Linked DNA regions of Homo sapiens: region 1 is linked to region 2. The links are chromatin contacts, found by Hi-C in ENCODE. All regions are on one chromosome and are shown on one strand. Each heading gives the region's core, a stretch centred on a gene start or an enhancer-like site at or near the end of the contact. The rest is flanking DNA. Distances are from core to core; before and after follow the strand shown.

Region 1 (3,790 bases), core at 438-2,937, 60 kb before region 2:
CTCGAACTCCTGACCTCAAGTGATCTGCCCACCTCGGCCTCCCAAAGTGCTCGGATTACAAGCTTAAGCCACCATGCCAGGCCAGTTTATTCATTTTTAAACCACTGTATTGATATGTAATTTACATACCATAACATTCAAAGTGTATAAGTCAAAGCACATTTACAGAGTTATACAACCATCACCATAACATAATTTTAGAACATTTCATCACCCCAAAAAGAAACTTCATACTCTTTAGCAGTCACCCCCATTTCTCTTGTCTCCCTCAGCCCTAGGCAACAACTAACGTATTTTCTATCTCTATAGATTAGACTATTCTAGACATTTGACATGAGTGGAACCGTACAATATGGGATCCTTTGTGACTGGCTTCCTTCACTTAGCATAATGTTTCTGAGGTTTACCCACACTGCAGTATAAACAGTATTATTGTGCCCATGGAGGAAGTTTAGTATACTATAGACAAAACAGCTGGAAAATGAAAGATTTCAACTTATCAAAATAGGGTTAGAAATAAACATCTTTATTTGCTTTTTCACCTCACAATTTTTTATGAGAACGTACTATACCAAAGGCCCTGGAAAGATGATAAGACAGGTAAAATTGAGTTACTCTGATAAAGAAAACCGACAAATACACAACGCTTTACCCTATAGGTCTGACTTGTTCTTCAACACACATAAACATCATAGAATCATATAAGGTGAAATTCAGGGTAAATTTTCTGTTATTTTTCGTTTTCTTTTTTTTTTTTTTTGAGACAGAATCTCACTCTGCCACGGTGCTATCACAGCTCACCGCAGCCTCACCATTCTGGACTCAGGCAATCCTCCCACCTCTGCCTCCCAAGTAGCTGGGACTACAGGAACGTGCCACCTCACCCAGCTATTATTTAAATTTTTTGTAAAGACAAGGTTTCATCATGTCACCCAGGCTGGTCTCGAACTCCTGGACTCAAGCAATCAGCCCGCCTTGGCCTCCCAAAGTGCTGAGATTACAGGCCCCTGGCCACAGTAAATTTTCAACTCACTAGAATAAACAGAATCCAAAAGTAGTTTCTCTGAGAGGTGAATTGTATTTTAGGGGAAAAAAATAATGTTAACCAATACTTTCTGCTTTGAGTTACATTGAAGCTTGATGATTTTTATTTTTTTAATGGGGCAGGGGTTGTTTGGAAGATGTCACATCTTGGGAGTGTGCCTGAGAGGCCTGGCTTGCATGTTGTGTCAAAGAAATCGGGGCAGGGCCGGCATTTCTGTGGGGGCTGGTGCTGCCTGCCTTGACATCAGCCCTAGTCATCTCATTCTGCAGTGATGTGGTCATGGATGTATGTGCTCCAAGCCTGGAGGAATTTCACTGTGCTGTAACAGTTTTTCATTTACTGGAGGTCAGGGTTTGAATATCGAAAACACTTCTGATTTAGACAAGTTGAGGAATGATGAGACTAAAAGGTTTCTGTCAGCAAGAACTAACCTCTATGTGGGAACCCAGGATGTTGCACTGGAGTCGCTAAAGGGCAAGTTCAAGAATCCTTAAAACGATGAAGTATCTATCAGATCAGCTGAAGAAAACAGTAAAGTAATGAAACATATACCACAAATGTGATATTCGTAGTGTTTCCAAACATTCCTCTGGGAAAAGCAAGATGCTTGCTCAAGATTTTCAGACAGAGCCCCAGGACTTCAAGCTCTGGTCGTGGAGTGAGGCCAGAGTTTCACCATGGGACCAGCCCCTCCCACAGACAGCAGCCCGGGCCTCCTATGACCGGCTGCTACCTTGGAGGAGGATGTCCTTAGAAGCAGGCTGATGGGGGCCTCAAGAAGATATCTCACCCCCAACTCCTTCCCTTCCCTGGCTGCTGATCTGAAATTCCACCATTAGAAATTTATATCTTTGCACCAAAGCAAATGCTCCTAGTAAAAAAACAAACAAACAAACAAACAAAACACGCATCTTTTATCAGCCATTTACACCTCAGTGCAAATGTGTTTATCAGAGCCTTTGCCAAAGAGTCTTTTTTTTAGAAGGGAGGAGATGAAAAGAGCTAAGCACAAAAAAATGCCCAAGGATGAAGAAGTTACCAAAAGCCACAGAAGGGCAGAAAAGGAAGACAGGATGCACCAAAGATAAATAAACTTGGCCTCTTCCCATGGGTGCCAACTTGAGAGGATGAAGAGCTGACTCAAACTTATAGTAATCAAAAAGGGGAAAAAGGGATGCAAGGTAATTGCTGTGATATGGGGGAACTCAGAACTGTGCCTCCGACCATAAAGAGGAGGGAATAGGACCTGGACGATGGTTTATAAGCAGTGTCCATCCTCTCTCCAAGGGGCAATCCCATGAAGAACAACAGTAATGTGGGGGATTTGCCTGTGCTGCCCAAAACAAGGAAGAGGAAGCAAACACCTGTCTTACCAATCACTGGAATTCCTTTGTTTCACTTTAGCACACCACCAGGAGCCTAAATTCTACTTAATCGTGCACAGACTTTCTGCAGTTAAAGAAAGTAAGCAATGTTTGTCTAAAAAAATGTGATCTTGGGGGAAAAGAGGCCGTGACCCAGGACTCACACTGAGTTCCTGTTTCAGACCTATTAACAGGATGACCCCCAAACCTGGCAAGATGATGATTTGTTTATATAACGTGAAGATTTCAAAACACTACCAATGATTACAGCTCAGAGCTGTCTGATTCCATGGGAAATCAGGGAACCCCAAGAGAAGTCATCGAAGAATTAATCAGCTGCTTTCAGAAAATCCTCTTGGTTTCCTCTAGTTGACATGGTTCCTGAAAACCATCATGCCTGTTTGAGGAGCTGAAATTACCTACACTTAGTGTCAGTTTAGGTTACTGGTGACAAACCTACACATAGTTGGACGGCCTATGTACAGACCAACAGCACTTTGGGGGATCTATCTACCATTGACAAGGTACTGATCACTAATGAAGGGCAAGTTAAGGGATACTCTTTAACATTCTGTTTTTTTTTTTATTTCAATAGTTTTTGAGGTACAGGTGGTTTTTGGTTATATGGATAAGTTCTCTAGTGGTGATTTCTGAGATTTTAGAGCACCCATCACCTGAACAGTGTACACTGTACCCGATACATGGTCTTTTATCTCTCACCCCTACCAACTTTCCCTGGCCCCGTCCCCAAAGTCCATTACATCATTCTTAGGCCTTTGCATCTTCATAGCTTAGCTCCCACTTATAAGTGAGAACATAGGATATTTGGTTTCCCATTCCTGACTTACTTTACTCAAAATAATAGCCTCCAGCTCCATCCAAGTTGCTGCAAAAGACATTATTTCATTTCTTTTTATGGCTGAGTAGTATTCCATGGTGTATATATACCACATTTTCTTCATCCACTCATTGATCGATGGGCACTTAGGTTGGTTCCATATCTTTGCAATTGAGAGTTATGCTGCTGTAAACATGTAGGTACAAGTGTCTTTTTCATATAATGACTTATTTTCCTTTGGGTAGATACCCAGTAGTGGGATTGCTGGATTGAATGGTAGATCTACTTTTGGTTATTTAAGGAACCTCCATACTGTTTTCTATAGTGGTTGTACTATTTACATTCCCACCAGCTGTGTGAAACTGTTCTGTTTCACCTCATCCATGAAGGGAGACACTTAACATCAACGCTAGGTGTGTATAGATCTACATCTTCCTTGTAAGATGTAGGTGTTCATATGTTGTTTTTTTCCCAAAATATACGTGAATTGCTAAATTCAAAGAATGGGAGTGAAAGATTTAGATATGATGCTCCCCAAAATTA
Region 2 (3,619 bases), core at 345-2,844:
TAATTTTTGTATTTTTAGTAGAAACGGGGTTTTGCCATGTTGGCCAGGCTGGTCTCAAACTCCCGGCCTCAGGTGATCCACCTGCCTCAGCCTCCTGAAGTGCTGGAGTTACAGGCATGAACCACCATGCCTGGTCCCATCTGTCCAGTTCTATTCTGGAGAGAGGAGGGGTCTCAGCCAGCAGGTATGGGTCTTCACCTCTCCTCCCCTCCACCCTCCCAGCCCTTGAGGAGGCTAACTCTGAGCAGGAGTCTCCACCCGTGTTGTGACAAGTGAACAATGCTCACATTAACTGAACACCTATTTTGTGCCAGATACTTCACAGAGACACTCACATAGTCTATCTGATTTAAAGCAAAGACTAAAATTGTTCACTAGTAAGTCAGAAAGGTAAATAATTCCCGAAGTATCAATTTTAGTTTCAGTTTCATGTTCATACTGTCTCTGTTTATGGTCCGTTACTTTCTAAATTTAGGGAGGCTCCATGTTGAAGCAACTCTGCCAAGTATCATCACCTTCAGCTTGGGATCAGAGGAAGCTGAGATTTCTCATCTCACATGGAGATTCTGAACATCCATCTCATACCAAGTCAAAGAGGCGTTGCCCTCAGATCTCCCCTCGTGAGATGGGGAGTGCCTTAGAACCGTCTGCATTTCAAAATTAGTGAAATCCCAAGGTAGTTGATGGGCAGTGTCTGGAAATTCGTCAGGGAAAATGTTATTTTTGATAAATGCCAACCTCCAAATAAAAGAGAGCTCCTTCTTCCTATTACTACCTCAATGGCCAAAGAAGGAAAGGGAGAGGCAGTCTGGGAAGGGCAGGGAGGAGCCCCCCAGGGTATTTTCCGACCGGGCTTGTGCTGTGACCTGACACAGCAAAGACTAGAGAGTACTGAAAAGAAGTCATTGGCAAAGCCAAGTTTTACAACTTTGTCATCTTTGGGCCCCGTTGGTGCATTCTAGGGCTAAAAATAAAAATAAAATAACCACCCTGGTAAAGACATCAGAAGATGGCTGTGTGAAAGCTCAATGTGCCAGATCATGTCTTACGGCAAGTCAGTGGGGATTTGCTGAAGAAAAGTTTAAGGGGTCAGCCCCAGGAGCAAGAAGCCTCCACCTGGAAAGAGGGAAGAAGGAAAATGTAGAGAAGAGGCCTCTGCCAGGGACGGGGGCTCACACCTGCAACCCCAACACTCTGGGAGGCCGAGGCAGGAGGATTGCTTGAGCCCAGGAGTTTGAAACCAGCCTGGGAAACTTAGCGAGACCCTGTCTCTATTTATTTAAAAAATTTATGGAAAAAAAAAAAGAAGACGCCTCAGGAGAAGGGTTCAGAGCACACCTGAGGTCACTGCCCCATAAGACTCCAGGGGGTCTCTGTATGGGGCTGGTCAGGAGCTCACTGACCCAGAGAACATTTGACCTGGGTCACGTCACCATTCCAGCCCCTTCATTTCACAAATGAGGGCACTGAAGACGTGATGTGGTGTGCCCTAAGGTTCAGAACAGCTGGCAGCTGGCCCCTGGTATATGGGGGCATGCTCCCAAATTTAAAGCATCACTCAGGCCAATTAATCTTCGGAACCCTGGGCAGAGGGCTGCCGTAGTAACTCGCCCCGTAGGAGAGAACAGGGAGGGGCCCGACCCAGGCCAGCCACCGTCAAAGGTGTTCCAAACAACCAGGAAGAGAGTTACTGAGAACAACACTCAGCCGTGACTTTTTATTCCCCGCAGCAAAATGAAAAGAAAACAAAATAAATATCCCAGAGTCTTCGTGACTGGCAGCGTCAAACACAACTGTGTAAAGTGTTTGCAGAGAGCCATTAAAAGAACCATTTGGAAAGTTTTGTATTGTTTTCCTAAAGGCCCACGAGCTGCCCGGAGCCGACTGTGAGCTTGAAAGACTCTGCCTGACACTTTCCACTTCCTGCTCATCCTCCAGTTCCAGGATGTGGATGGGGTGAGAGGATGAGAGACTTCCTGCACCCCCAGAGCCCAGGCCCGGCTGACCCACGCGGGAGGAGGCTCTGTCCAGCGGAGCCAGGAGGAGGAAATCTTGCTTCCTCTTCTAAATCACCCAAGAGGTGGTGCAGAGGGATGTGTAGGAAGTCAGTTCATTGTTGTTGAAGTCACAGTCTGTTTCTTAAACATGGGGATAGCAACTCCGATTACATTCAAGCTGGGAAGAGGAGGGAAGTTGAAGGAAAGGTTTCCTCAGTCACTTGGACAAGCGGCTGCACCACAGGCCCTGCTACTGGCTCAAGAAGGCCACTTGAAGCTCTCAGCCACAAAATCCAGAAACCAGGCACCATGAGAGCATTGCCCTCCCATAACCAAAGGCCAAAACCGCCCCATTTCCATTTACTCATTGCCAGAAATAAGCAGGAAAAAAAGGTCTAGTTTTGAAAGCTGTTCCTCTGTAGCTCAAACAGGACCATTCAACGTGTTTGGGAGGGGGCCGAGGGAAGGAAGGCATTTTGGTGCCATTGTTAGCTGAAGAAAAAACACTCACACTATAAACATGTATAAATGGCCTGGGTAACTTCATTGCCCAAGATCCTGTTGAAAACTTTTACTCATTACTCTTGTTATTGTTATTATCGGAGACATTCCCTCCTACACATCCTTCCTTGCTCCTGGCAGGAGACAAATCTTGATCAAAAGCAAAGAATGTTCAATCTCCCCTTCCAATTAGTAAGGATGGGGCTGCCTGGGATGAAGGGGAAGGCAAGGCTGTCAGAGCCGCTTTCCACCGTTAGTAATGAATGGGAATTTTTATAGGCATTAGCTAAGCAGAATAACTTAATCCAAATAGTGACTTCAGAAGTGAGGATCAAGATTACGGTGTCCTCGCACCTCTGCTTCCTAAGGTGCTGGGATTACAGGTGTGGGCACTGTGCCCTGCCTGAGGATTTTGATTGTGAAAACTGGGAGGAAATGGCATCTAGAGCTGGGCCTTGAGGGATAAACCTTGATATTTGATCTCGGATGTTCATTGTTGGCAAAATAAGGTTGGACCAAGCCCTGATTTAATGGGAAAAAAATGCAGACCCCGTTTTCAATTGCCCTACTTATAGTATGACCTCTTTAAAGTAAATTCCAGAGACCATTCAGTATGTTGGTATATATGGTATCCTCTGTCTGTGTGGGTTTGATAGGAAGCAGGTTTTCAGTATTTATTTGATGAAAAAACATTCCTAAATTTCTCTTCATAGCTTTCTTTTCTTCCTTTATTTTTTTCTTTTTTAAAGAAATGGGGTCTTGCTGTGTTGCCCAGGCTGGCCTCAAACTCCTAGGCGCAAGTGATCCTTGTGCCTTAGCTTCCTGAGTAGCTGGGATTCCTGGAGTACACCACTGTGCCCAGCTTGCTTTTCATAGCTTCCTAAATCATGGGGCTTGTATCTCCTTCTCAGAAGTCACTATCTGGATTAAGTTATTCTGCTTAGCTAACGCTTAGTTTGAGACCAGCCTGGGCAACATGGAAAACCCCCATCTCTACAAAAAATACAAAAACTAGCCAGGTGTGATATCATGCACCTGTAGTCCCAGCTACCTGGGAAATGGAGGTAGGAGGATCTCATGAGCCCAGGGAGGTCAAGGCTGCAGTGAGCCATAATCACACC

Evidence for each region. Hi-C counts contacts between places; a loop is a spot of excess contacts on that map.
Region 1: a map of GM12878 shows a loop between it and region 2 (2.4-fold over the local background). The contact joins two enhancer-like sites. A Hi-C loop is called at or near these places in 3 of 168 maps with a recorded cell type or tissue (GM12878, heart right ventricle and prostate gland) and 1 of 37 single-sample maps with no recorded cell type.

The regions. Positions count from the first base shown.
Region 1 is chr18:22,312,093-22,315,882 of GRCh38, reverse strand. The region is part of intron 1 of LOC101927548 (a long non-coding RNA gene); the gene reads left to right. Among named protein-coding and RNA genes, the nearest start is that of CTAGE1, 100 kb to the left of the region's middle. Within about 2 kb of position 1,687, at least 4 of the 41 ENCODE cell types and tissues checked have a DNase peak (open chromatin) inside an H3K27ac peak, as active enhancers do.
Region 2 is chr18:22,252,307-22,255,925 of GRCh38, reverse strand. All of the region lies in intron 1 of LOC105372018 (a long non-coding RNA gene), which reads left to right. Among named protein-coding and RNA genes, the nearest start is that of GATA6, 85 kb to the right of the region's middle. Within about 2 kb of position 1,594, at least 5 of the 41 ENCODE cell types and tissues checked have a DNase peak (open chromatin) inside an H3K27ac peak, as active enhancers do.